Linked DNA regions of Homo sapiens: all the other regions are linked to region 4. A link is a contact called in ENCODE Hi-C or POLR2A ChIA-PET data. All regions are on one chromosome and are shown on one strand. The core of a region is the stretch at or near the end of the contact, and the rest is flanking DNA. Distances in the headings are between cores, read along the strand shown. Region 1 has its middle 160 kb from the start of LINC00581. Region 2 overlaps CDKAL1 (CDKAL1 threonylcarbamoyladenosine tRNA methylthiotransferase). Region 3 has its middle 73 kb from the start of LINC00581. Region 4 overlaps CDKAL1 (CDKAL1 threonylcarbamoyladenosine tRNA methylthiotransferase).

Region 1 (2,983 bases), core at 475-2,974, 780 kb before region 4:
CTTGCCAGGATCTGCCCTCTGGGGCAGCACCCCTCCTGTCCCCTTTGGGGCCTGTCTCTGTATGGAAAGGAAGATCCAGGAGCCAGAAGGCCCTCAAGTCCACAGATTGGGCCAGCCGCCACACTTACCTAGTCTGGTCTCTGGATTTGCCCATACGACAAGTCTCTGTTCTGAGTCTTTGTCAATGGACTTAGGTAAGTGGCTAAGGATTTGAAAGCATAGAAGGCACATGGGAGGGCTTTTTTGGGAGAAGAAAACGTGGTAGATGATAGAAAATAGCTGAGTTGGCTGGGCACAGTCGTTCACACCTATAATCCCAGTGCTTTGGGAGGCCAAGCCTGGGGGACTGTTTAAGGCCAGGAGTTCAAGACCAGCCTGGGCAACATAGCAAGATCCCCATCTCTAACAAAAAATTTGTTTTTAAATAACTGGGCATGGTGGTGCATACCTGTAGCCCTAGCTACTTAAGAGGCTGAGGCAGGAGGATCCCTTGAGCTCAGGAAGTTGAGGCTGCAATACGCTATGATTGCACCACTGCACTCCAGTCTAGGTGGCAGAGCAAGACCCTGTCTCTAAAAGAAAGAAAGGAAGAAACTAGCTGAACGGCCCACAGAACACCTAGGCTTGAACATCAACACTGAAGATACCCAGTATTTCCACTAACCCACTGCATGGTATACTGGCCAATCTCCAATACACACTAGCATGAGACTTTGAGGCAGTTATCTGGTCTTTTGAGTCTCCATTCCATCATCTATAATACAAGGAGTGTTACACTTTCCTTGGGGAGATAGTGTGATTACTGAGTAGTTAATGAGAAAGAGCCTCCAGCATGCTGCCAGGTACATTACAGGTCACTCAAATTGTCAATATTATTATTAATCTTGACTAACTGATATCAGGCTAAAAATCAGAGCTGATTTCGTATGACAAGAAACTTTAAGACCACGAAAGTACACTCTATTTCCCTAAAATTTCCTCCTTCCCCCTCCCCTGGCCCTATCATTTCTTCTTAACCCAGTTTGTTGAATCAATTTATCAATTCTCAACTAATGACCTCTTTTTTCTTTTTAACATTGTATTGATTCCAGACTTGAGGAGTATGAGGAAGCTCTGGGAAAGAACTGGGAGAGAGAGCATGGTTATCATCATTTTTACCCACTAGAAAAATAAAGGCTAAAAATAGTTCATTGATTGTTCAGGAAAAAAGGATCTAGATTTGACAATCTCCAACTGTCATTTTTATTTCTGCTAGACTATCATGCCTCCTACTGTTTTAACCCAGTTTTTAAAATTTATTTTACACGCTCCAGCAGCATCCTCCCTGTCATGAGTAGTTTTTATTGCCATGATATATTTCATTCCCAGAGATTTGTTGCCTCTGAGAGCATCCTCAGGGGGTAAAATGATTTAATGGTTAAGCCTCTATAAGTAAACACGTCAGCACAAACATATGCAAGAACATATCATCCATAGACACCCTCACTTTAGCAAAGATTTTTCAGTTCCTAGAAACTGGCCCAAATCTCAGGACTTTCTTTGTTCTTTCTGTTTGTCTAGTTCCCCCTGATTCTCTGATTATACACTCTGCAAAAGCAACAAGTAGGATCTGGCAGGCTTGTGACTGCAGCACCCTCCTACCCTGACAGCACCAGCCTGCCAAGGGCCTGGGTGACAAGGAGGTGAGCGAGGGCACAGGCATGGCCAAGACGGCCGGAGAGAGGAAGGGTGAGCTCATTCCTTCCCTGCTCCCTCCGCCCCTTATGAGAAGGGCTGTGAGACCAGCAGAAGCTCGGGTTTCCAGTCACAAGATCCCCAGAGGTCTGGCTCTGCAGAATCCACCAGGGCTGTGGTTTCTGCAGAGGCAACCTTGCCTTTGCAGCCTTCTCCAGAAGCACCTCCCTGGCACATACCAGGGATCAGCTTTCCACCCCAGGTTTTACCCCAAGACATCAAAGTAGGGCCGCAGGACCCCAAATTAGGCCACCAAAACCGAGAGGCAGATAATACTCTAGAAGCATCAGATAGTACCTAGAAGCATCTAAGAATCTCCACCCTCTACCCGGTAGTCGGGAGAGGGAAAGAGAGAGGGCAGGGAGGGGGTGTTCGTACTTACTCTGGAAATGGACTTTTCTGCCTAAAGCTCCACCAGGGTGTGTACCCCTTTGATGGCACTGGGCAGAGCAGAGAAGAAAATGCTCTGAATATAGAGTCGCAGAGACCACAGCATCGGGCAAGTGATTCTGTTCCTAAGCAAAAGAGATAGTTGTTCATTTTTAGAGACAAGGATACCCTCCTTGAGAGGTACACAGTGAAAGACAAAGTCAACAGAGCTATAAAAATACAAAGAGTAAAATATTTATCTATCTATCATCTATCTATCTATCTATCTATCTATCTATCTATCTATCTATCTATCTTTCTATCATCTATTATCTATCTATCTACCTGTCTTTGGCACTCTCCAAAGTTAAAAATTGTTTCTTTTTTTTTCTTTTTTTGAGATGGAGTTTCACTCTTGTCACCCAGGTGTAGTGCAATGGCACGATCTCAGCTCACTGCAACCTCTGCCTCCTGTGTTCAAGTGATTCTCCTGCCTCAGCCTCCTGAGCTGGGATTATAGGCGTGTGCCACCACACACAGCTAGTTTTTGTATTTTTAGTAGAGACAAGGGTGTCACTATGTTGGCCAGGCTAGTCTCAAACTCCTGACCTCAGGTGATCCACCTGCCTGGGCCTCCCAAAGTGCTGGGATTACAGGCGTGAGCCACCGCTCCCAGTCGAGAAAATAATTTCTATTTTCCTCTTAAATAAAATGCCTTGGTCAGCTTTTGGGATGGGGAAGAAGGGTAGGAAGTGGAGTGCAGACAGCATGGGACTGAGAAAGGTGAGGAAATGAGAAAGACACTACAGCAGAAATGAAATAGGGATTTGTGGGAGGGAAATTTTGAAGCAGGTAGAAAGGGAATGTTCCTCACAGTCTT
Region 2 (2,724 bases), core at 88-2,587, 620 kb before region 4:
GCTGTAATTACACTTGGAGAAAAGTATGGTCTTGTTCTTTCCTAGCTAATGAAAATGATAACCTTTCCATTTTGATTCCTCATTCACAACAGGCAGAGCACGCGATGCTGGGTCTCCTGGGTATACAGTAATTTTCCTGACTGTTTATGCTCACTTCTATTTTCTGGCCCTGCAGAAGCTGGAATTAAAGAACCAGGCATACTTATGCTAAAAACGGTCAACAGTAATAATAGCAATAACATTAAAATTTAATATCATCCTTACTCCACAATGCCATTCTATAATGAAATAGGGCCATGACACAAGAATGTGTGTCAAAAATGATGATAGCATAGAAAACAAGTAATGAGCCTTTAAGTCCATCGTATTCAAAATGCTAGCCATCAATTTGTTGGTCTACTTAAGGGTTCTTAAGAGAAGATGTTGGACAGTTTATTCTCAAAGCGCTAGACTGGTTAACTGATTCTTAAACAATGACAAAAAAAGGCATTCATTAGATTATTTGAAAACATTGTCCTCTGTGGAAAAAAAATTCTTTAGATACACTTATTAATAGATATAAATGTACTCAAAAGGGGAAGAATGTTCCTTTGAAGTGGAGTAGCCATATTTTTAAGTATATATGCTTATCTATTAATTGCCATGAGTATCTTAGTAGCTTTATTTCTTCTTTCTTTGCATTTCAGAAATAACCTAAGTAGAAAGAAAAATTGTAAAACAATTTGGCTTTTCAAAAGTTATTCTTCCCTTCTTTGTGCAGTGATACAAGATACAAAGACCAGGCCCGAGGCAGTTCTACTGAATCAGACCATGAAGTTTCTTCTAACAAGAATCTCCTTGTGCTTTTCTTCACGCTGGTTGGTTTTCTTCTAGCCGTGTCTACCCCAGTAAGAGGAAGACAATCCGAGGTAGTCTCTTCCCAGCTGGGGGCAAAATCCCATTCTTAGTAACAAAGCTATTTTCATCTGCTGATCGAGAGCCAATAGTAAGAGCAAATAGTTACACAGGAAATGCCACACTGATGCCTTCCTGCCTGGCGTCAGGGATCCAAATCTAGTGCTACCTAAACTGCCAGTTCAAAAAGCAGCTGCATTTTAACCACCTGCCTGTACATTCTGAGTATTCTAGAGCATTCAAAGGTATTGCCTATAAAGCTTTTTGTGGAATTAAAAAAAAAAATTGTGGTAAGAACATATAACATGAAATCTACCCTCTCAACAAACCCAAACAAGTTGACCCTCCTATCACAGAGCCGGCACAAAGTACATCAGGTCTGTTTTTCCCCACACTGGGCAAGCTCTGTCATGCCCAGGCAGCCTGGGAAAGTGCTCAATATTGAAAACTGAAGTTCTATGGCCAGATACTGCCAGTAAGATCTATCCATGAGATCTGATTCATGGAAAGGGCCCATGGAGCCAACACTGGATATAAGTGTAGAACTTTTTTATGAAAAGCGCAAACCTAAAAATTGAACAGAATTTCCGTTCACTTCCACCCTCTTGATCTATTCCCACTGGTCTCTCTCAGCCATTACTTGGCAAGTCTAGGCCAGTCTTCTTTGAGAGCAGATTCTCAGAAAGGGACCTACTCATAAAAGTAGGTTGTGCATCTTAAATAGATACAATTTTATTTGTCAGTTGAAAAGATGAAAAAGAAGAAGCCACAAAATACTTGGAGGAAATATAAATTATTAGACATGTAACGTGTTGATGAAACATTTTTAACATAATGCTATGTTGCCATAAATGAGAAGTTTTTAACTACTGATTAAAAAAAGTATATTAAGATTGTCATAAACAAAGTCAAAAAGCAAATAGAAAAAAATTGCAAGTATGACATATATACTAATGACATGTTATAGGTTATATAATATGAAGAGCCTTTACAAAACAGTAAGAAAACAATAAATGTTCCCAACAGAAAAACAAACTGCTAAAAAAGCAATTCAAAACCAAAAATCTAAATTATCTACATACAGCACATATGTGAAAAAAGTTTCACTTAATTTTCAACGAATAAACACTAAAATAAGGAAATGTCCTTTTTTTTCACAAATGGGCAAAAATATGTATGAAACTGGGCTGTGCTTCTGGGAAAAAATTTTTTTCATACATTCCCCATCCCCAAAAGGTACATAAGTGACCAGTGATAACATTTAATAGGTCACTTTCTTGGAAGGTGCTTGTAGAAGTTTTGTTTCACTGACGACACAAAAAGTAAGCCAAATTTAAAAAAAGAGAAAAGCAAAAGCAAAAGCATTGGAGAGAGAGATTGTTTATGTAATCTAGTAATCTGCAGTAACTACTTGCCAACTTCCCTCACACCTTCATTGCTCCAAGTCCTCATTCCAAAAGCATGGGGAGTCAGGCAACTCAGTGAGCTACACCACCAGGCATTACCAATGGTATAAAACTCAGAATAATTCCAAGAAAGATTCAGACATTTGGAAGAAAAAAAGGTGTGGGTGTGGTATGCAGGACGCTTTCTAATTATCTTTATGGCATAAGAAAGCTTCTTTTCAAATACTAAATTATGAGAAAGGATGGATAAGCTCCAGCCTACCCAACTTCTAAATGAGAATTTTTAAAATCATGAATTCAGAGCTGGATTGGATAGAAGAGAGGACTTCAGAGATCATTTAGGACAAACTCTTCATATTACAGATGAGAATACAGGTCCCTTAGAGATTAAGTGACTTGGTCAAGGTCACATACCTCATAATAT
Region 3 (3,144 bases), core at 251-2,750, 870 kb before region 4:
GTGGCTTATACCTTGTGGCACACACTCCTGAGTTTGAGGAGTCACCACAAATATACACAACAAATCTCATTAAGTCCTATGTTAAGGGCCTTGTAGTTACCATTCAGATTAGTTGGTACCTTCCATCATAAAGATGTTGAAGTTCAAACTGAACAAAGTTAAGACAGTAATTCATTTCAATGAAGTTTATTTCTGCCTGAGCATAACATGTGTTTTAAAAAAGTTGAGAAATTGGCTAAAGGCGGTCCTGACCCTGTAACACCCTGGGAATTGCTTTTCTTTTGAAGGTGTGCCCGATTTCAACTGGTTTATTTGCCATGTGCTTTTTCTTATTCCAAGGTAATAAAGAGTTCTGATTATTTCAGCTTTCTTGTTGCTTGAGTTTTAGCACAGAGTTGTGACTGTAGTTGGATTTGATGCACTAAGTATTTAGAATTGTTGGATCAAAGGTTTTGGGAACTTTGGCTAAGTATTTGGAACTGCTACTTCTCTGTTTCAGTCTTTATTTAAGGAGAAGCACAGTGCTTATCACTGAAGTTCTTCACAAATAACTGCAGAAAAATACGTTTCCTTATTTCGTGCCCAGGGATGGAAATCTCTATTCCTCCTCCACTCCACACTATCTCATTCTGAAAATTATCCTTCTTTGAATGTCCAGTCCTGCCACTCCTCTTCCCTTAACTTCTTCTCAAAGCACAACTGTTGCTTTGAGATTTAGCTAAATAAAGCTTTCCCATTCGTGCATTTGCATTTTTATTTCCAGGGCACCTTGGGTTATTTCTTAAACAGGCAGAAGGTGGTGTTCTTTTAAACTCACAATCTCTAAAATTGAGGCACAAATAAGGCTCCACTTGGAAGTGAAAATAAATTGGTTAGTGATTGGTGAAAGAAAATTATCTTGTTATAGAAACCACTTAAGGAAGACCAGGATTGGTCTGCAAATAGTGTGCTACATCATTCAACCACAGGAAGAGAAAAAGGAAACCACATCACTTTACATAACGTTAGTACCTCATATAACCTTCCAGGCCCTCCTCCTCTAGCCAGATTCATCATCTGCCTTTAAAGGATAATAATTTTCTGGAGTAAGACATATCTAGGAAAAGTATACTTTGGATAAAAATAAACGTAACTAATTTATATTCTATGTGCTATATAGCTATGTTTTAGAGCAGAGGGAATACTGGATTGAGTTGGAAGAGTTCACAAGTATTCCAGCTCTCTTTCTGGATAACATTGCCTTCTTTCACCTTTTTAAATTTAGACATGACCACATGAATGGCTTTGACTAATGAAATATGAGCAGAAGTGAGACACATCGCTTTGAGTCAGCTTTGAGAGGAACTGATCATGGCAATATGCACCACTCTAGAACTTTGAGGTACTTAGATCATCAGAGGCCCTCTGCAGACCCACTTTGCATATGCGGTGGGAAACGTTAAGTCACAGAGGTTTGGGGTTTTTCTTTATTGTGGCATATCCTAGCCTGTCCTGAGTAATCCAACACATCCCTTGATATCTAGTATCTTATTTTTGCCTCCTGTGCCTTTTCCCAAATACTACATACTTCCTGTCAACCTAACATGGGAGACAGAATTTAATAAACACACTTGAAAGTGATCATTTCAAAGAGAAAATACATTTAAAGCACAGAGAGCAGCATCAAGAAAAGAGTGATCGTATGTCAGCAGCCGTTTTGGTGGCCATTGCGGGTGTATGGTTTCTGTTTTGCTTTCACAGAGCCTTTCACCATGTTGAATATGACCATCTGCTCCACTTTTTTTTTTGAGACAGAGTCTCACTTTGTCACCAGGCTGGAGTGCAGTGGCGCGATCTTGTCTCACTGCAACCTCTGCCTCCCGGGTTCAAGCGATTCTCCTGCCTCAGCCTCCTGAGTAGCTGGGATTACAGGCGCACCACCACGCCCAGCTAATTTTTATATTTTTTGTAGAGATGGGGTTTCAGCATGTGGGCCAGGGTGGTCTCGATCTCTTGACCTTGTGATCCGCCTGCCTCGGCCTCCCAAAGTGCTGGGATTACAGGCATGAGCCACTGCACCCGGCCTCTGCTCCACTTTTTATCCATGCCAGTTCAAAACTGTAACCGCAGAATAATTTTTAATGAGCAATTTTTCCATGCCCTGGCTTTGGTTGCAGGCAGTTCTCCATTATGTTTGATGTTTGTGGTCCTTATTGGACTGTATTAGAATGGAGACTAACAACTCGGAGAACACCTGCAGTGTCTGAGACTCTGGATCCAACTTTTCCATGCACTTTTTTTTTCAGTTTGTGTGCTAACCACAAGCATGCAGGCATGAAGGATGAATACTAATCAAAAGGGAAAACTGAGTTGGTTATGGCAATGTCTCAGCTGGAAATTCCTCTTGCCACCAGGGCATGTGTCGAACACATGACTATTGCTGGTGGTGGCAGATGCTGTGCACCAGCTGCCTACCAGTCACTTGAAAGTTCATTTATTTATTTTTTTGGTTTCCACTTAATTTGCTATTTTATCAAAATGAAATGTGTACATAATTTTTAAAAATCAAACAATTCTACAAGCCCTATAATGAAAAATTACAGCCCACCGCTGCAATCCCTCCTGACCCTTCGTTTCTACTCCTTGGATTATCCACTTAAAAATCTCATCACTGTTTTTGTTTCCATGTGTCTAACTAACATGCGACTACTGTGTGGCATCATTTTTTAGATATAAATAGATACATTAGGCCGGGCGTGGTGGCTCACGACTGTAATTCCACCACTTTGGGAGGCCAAGGCGGGTGGATCACCTGATGTCAGGAGTTTGAGACCAGCCTGACCAACATGGTGAAACTCTGTCTCTACTAAAAATACACAAATTAGCCGTGTGCCTGTAATCCTAGCTACTCGGGAGGCTGAGGCAGGAGAATTGCTTGAACCCGGGAGGCGGAGGTTGCAGTGAGCTAAGATGGCGCCATTGCATTCAGCCTGGGCAACAGAATGACACTCTGTCTCAAAAAAAAAAAAAAAAAGTATTGATTTTCCATTGCAAAACACAAAAACTTGGCTTTATTGCATTATCACCTTTTCTACACACACACACACATATGCACACAGCATCAATTAGTTTTTGCTGTGTAACAAACCACCCCAAAATTTACTG
Region 4 (3,148 bases), core at 544-3,043:
AGTAAAAACTGCCAGTGATGTCTAGTTTTCATTCTTGTAATATTTTCTCACTGATATTAAACAAAAATCAAGAAAAAAAATCAAAAGATGTTAATAAGCCCTTGCTTAATAAAACCAATGACCCAACTCTCTTTCCTAATTAAAAGCTTACAGTACTTAGAGTGCTTACTATTTTCAATGAATGTTCAGACATAAAGTCCTATTAAAATTATGTATATTTTATAATTTCCTCCATTACTGATACATGCTTAAAGAAATTGATTCTGAGATACATTTTTCTTGTTCTTTTTCAGTTCTTGACACAGACTAGTGAGTGGCACTATGGACTAACAAGCATATTCAACCAACACAGAGGATCGAAATTAAAAAGCTATAACATATTAACATATCTAGGCCACACAGAAGGGTCATGAGGCAAGATCATCAGCATAAATTAGCACATTATTACAAGGCATCTAAAGGAACCAGGCAAAATCTGCATGACAGATCTTTCTTTCATAACGAATATATAATGCTATTTGATTGCATTTCTTTTAATCACAAGTATTATTTGGAGGGAAAATACTCGTAGTCTAATATCACATTTTACTACCTACCCAAAATTGGAATTATGGACAGCCAGGGTATGTATGGGGTTGGAGAGGGAAGCCTGTTAAAACCATTTTTGGGACACTTAACTATCTTTGTCCATTTGTCCAGAAACAAAGGGGTTTAAAAAAAAAATCACTGAGTGCATTTTTGCTTTTTCTAATTTTCCCACAAAAATCTGAAAGCATTAAATCATTTAGGAAAAAAGCCTTTGTTATTTACCAAACCCACAGAATTACACATCTACTAAAAGAGGTGAAATAGCAGTTCAGTTTGTTAATGAAGCCCTGTTTTTTCATCTCTACAGTAAGAATATCCTAAGACTACGGCCTCTAGGGTATTAAAGAGTCACAGTATCTTCTTTTTATTTTTTATGCTACTCATAGCTCACAGAACCACTGTCAAATACTGGAAGAAAATATCTATATGATAGTCTTTAGCTACTGGAACTGTTGCTGAATAATCAAATCCTCCTGTAATTATGCATTTTTAAACAATTCAGACAAATCGCATATGTAGCATATTACTAACATCAACAAACCCTGCTAGAAGAGTGAACATTTAAATATAAGCACATATACTCCCATGAACATAAAAACAAACCTCTAACTGCCAACTGTGCCTTCACTTCCCCCAAGCTATATACATTTAGTAACTGAGACAGTCATTTCAGAGTTAGGAGGATGGGTTTTTAACGGAAAAAAATGTAAACTTTCTTTCCAAGGCATGGTACCCTAAAAAGTGATTTTCAGAGAGAAATAAAAACTGAAACATACAAATTATATTGCCTCAAAATAGTCCCTACTTTTAAGTAAAGGAAACAGTAGAAGCACATCTGAAATTATTATATCTTGGACTTCTAAACTTACCCCCACAACAAAAGTAAAACATTTTATAATAGTAATGGAACTGTCTTGTGCTTTTTCACCCCTGTAAAAATCACTGACAAATGCTGTTCATTTAAAAATATATATATATATAGATAGCTTTGATGGGATAAAAAAATATCCTACTTGTATTCTCTTTCTAGGTCATAAACTACATTGGATGTAATAGGCTGTATAAATGAACAATCAGGAGGTTTCCGTCTAACTGTATGGGAAGTGTATTCACCACATCCTGCTATATAAATAACCCTCACTTCAAGTCAAATTCATATTATCTAATTTTTGCATTTCTCACCCAGAGAAGCTCTTCGCAGGACCTGGACCTAGATTCTCCTCTCATCACACAACTGTGAGTAGGAAATTCAAGCAATGAAAGGTTTTGCTACATTTTCAAAGGTACTTTTAAGATAAAATAACTTTCTAAAATGAATAAACCTGGGCAGTGTGACCTAAAAGCCACATAAATAATTTATTTGTGGCTGTCATGTTTTAATCACTGGACTGTTTTCAGAGGCTTAAAAAATTTAATGGTTTTTGTTATACAAAAGCAACTAGGTTTTCCATGAAACATTAGCTGTCACATTAATACAAGGTTTTATCATTAATTACAATGGATCACACAGGAGTTTATATCTACAAAATGATTGTTAAATATCTGAATTTCCAAACCATTTCAAAATAAAAATGAAACCTGGTCCTAGTAAACTTTACATGAATTAAAGATCCATTTACAAAACAGAAAATTAAATGTAAAAAAATAACCTCAATTTAAAACATTTGTAGATAAAACATTCAACACACTTTTTCATCAAAAAATGCAAATTAAAATATTAAACATAGGTAAACAGTGCCATCTTTTGGTATATTTAGGAACTGAGCTAAATTGTACAAAAACATCTTTAACAGATGAAAGGTGAGTAGAGCAAAGAATTCAAAAACCATCAGTTTATCATTTTATAACATTTAAGCTTTATAAATATATTAGCTTTTTTGGAGATGGGGTCTTGCTATGTTGCACAGGACAGACTCAAATTCCTGGCCTCAGGTAATTCACCTGTCTCAGCCTCCTGAGTAGCTAGCATTACAGGCACAAGTACCAAGCAGGCTATTTTTAAACTTATAAATATTTCCAAAAACATATTACCTCACATTTGTTTTCACTTCAATTTCATGAGATTAATAGAGCATCATTACATTTTAAAGACACTGAGGCTCAGAACATTTTAGTAATTGATCCCAAAATCCCTCAGTTAAAAATGATTGAGCCATCGCTGGCTTAAAATTGCTCGTTTTTACATTCCAACATTAATTCATTAAGCTTAGATAATGAGCCAAGTTATATAATTATTCTGTATTATAAGCAATGAACAAATTTTTATATTAGTTAAGATTCTGTAAAAATCGTTTGATTGCTTTTAGTATTTTTTGTATAATTTGGAAAGGAAAAGATACTTATGTTTATTAAATGAAGAATACACATTGACTACATTCACACAGCTGCTTACACTTCACAAATGCAAAAACTTTTAATCCAATATAGTATTCTTCATATCTCTATGTTAATGAGAAAAAAAAAAAGCCCTCGTTGGCTAGGTGTGGTGGCTCATGCCTGTAATCCCAGTGACTAGGGAATTTGAGATGGGAGGATCAGTTGAGGTCAGGAGTTCAAGACC

Evidence for each region. Hi-C counts contacts between places; a loop is a spot of excess contacts on that map. ChIA-PET counts read pairs that join two places held with the same protein, here RNA polymerase II (POLR2A). Pooled maps may share reads with other maps.
Region 1: a loop to region 4 is called in a map of MCF 10A, with 11 times the contacts of the local background. The contact joins two enhancer-like sites. A Hi-C loop is called at or near these places in 1 of 168 maps with a recorded cell type or tissue (MCF 10A), 2 of 37 single-sample maps with no recorded cell type and 2 of 50 pooled maps.
Region 2: a pooled map shows a loop between it and region 4 (4-fold over the local background). The contact joins two enhancer-like sites. A Hi-C loop is called at or near these places in 1 of 168 maps with a recorded cell type or tissue (A673), 11 of 37 single-sample maps with no recorded cell type and 3 of 50 pooled maps. POLR2A ChIA-PET finds 5 or more read pairs at or near these places in 3 of 52 experiments (GM12878, H1 and activated naive CD4-positive, alpha-beta T cell).
Region 3: a map with no recorded cell type shows a loop between it and region 4 (14-fold over the local background). The contact joins two enhancer-like sites. A Hi-C loop is called at or near these places in 29 of 37 single-sample maps with no recorded cell type and 9 of 50 pooled maps.

What each region holds. Positions count from the first base shown.
Region 1 is chr6:21,347,417-21,350,399 of GRCh38, reverse strand. No RefSeq gene overlaps it. Among named protein-coding and RNA genes, the nearest start is that of LINC00581, 160 kb to the left of the region's middle. Within about 2 kb of position 1,724, at least 4 of the 41 ENCODE cell types and tissues checked have a DNase peak (open chromatin) inside an H3K27ac peak, as active enhancers do.
Region 2 is chr6:21,187,269-21,189,992 of GRCh38, reverse strand. All of the region lies in intron 13 of CDKAL1 (CDKAL1 threonylcarbamoyladenosine tRNA methylthiotransferase), which reads right to left. Among named protein-coding and RNA genes, the nearest start is that of LINC00581, 320 kb to the left of the region's middle. Within about 2 kb of position 1,337, at least 4 of the 41 ENCODE cell types and tissues checked have a DNase peak (open chromatin) inside an H3K27ac peak, as active enhancers do; they include A673 and GM12878, where a contact is called at or near this core.
Region 3 is chr6:21,436,972-21,440,115 of GRCh38, reverse strand. No RefSeq gene overlaps it. Among named protein-coding and RNA genes, the nearest start is that of LINC00581, 73 kb to the left of the region's middle. Within about 2 kb of position 1,500, at least 4 of the 41 ENCODE cell types and tissues checked have a DNase peak (open chromatin) inside an H3K27ac peak, as active enhancers do.
Region 4 is chr6:20,563,561-20,566,708 of GRCh38, reverse strand. All of the region lies in intron 4 of CDKAL1 (CDKAL1 threonylcarbamoyladenosine tRNA methylthiotransferase), which reads right to left. Among named protein-coding and RNA genes, the nearest start is that of CDKAL1, 31 kb to the right of the region's middle. Within about 2 kb of position 1,793, at least 4 of the 41 ENCODE cell types and tissues checked have a DNase peak (open chromatin) inside an H3K27ac peak, as active enhancers do; they include A673 and GM12878, where a contact is called at or near this core.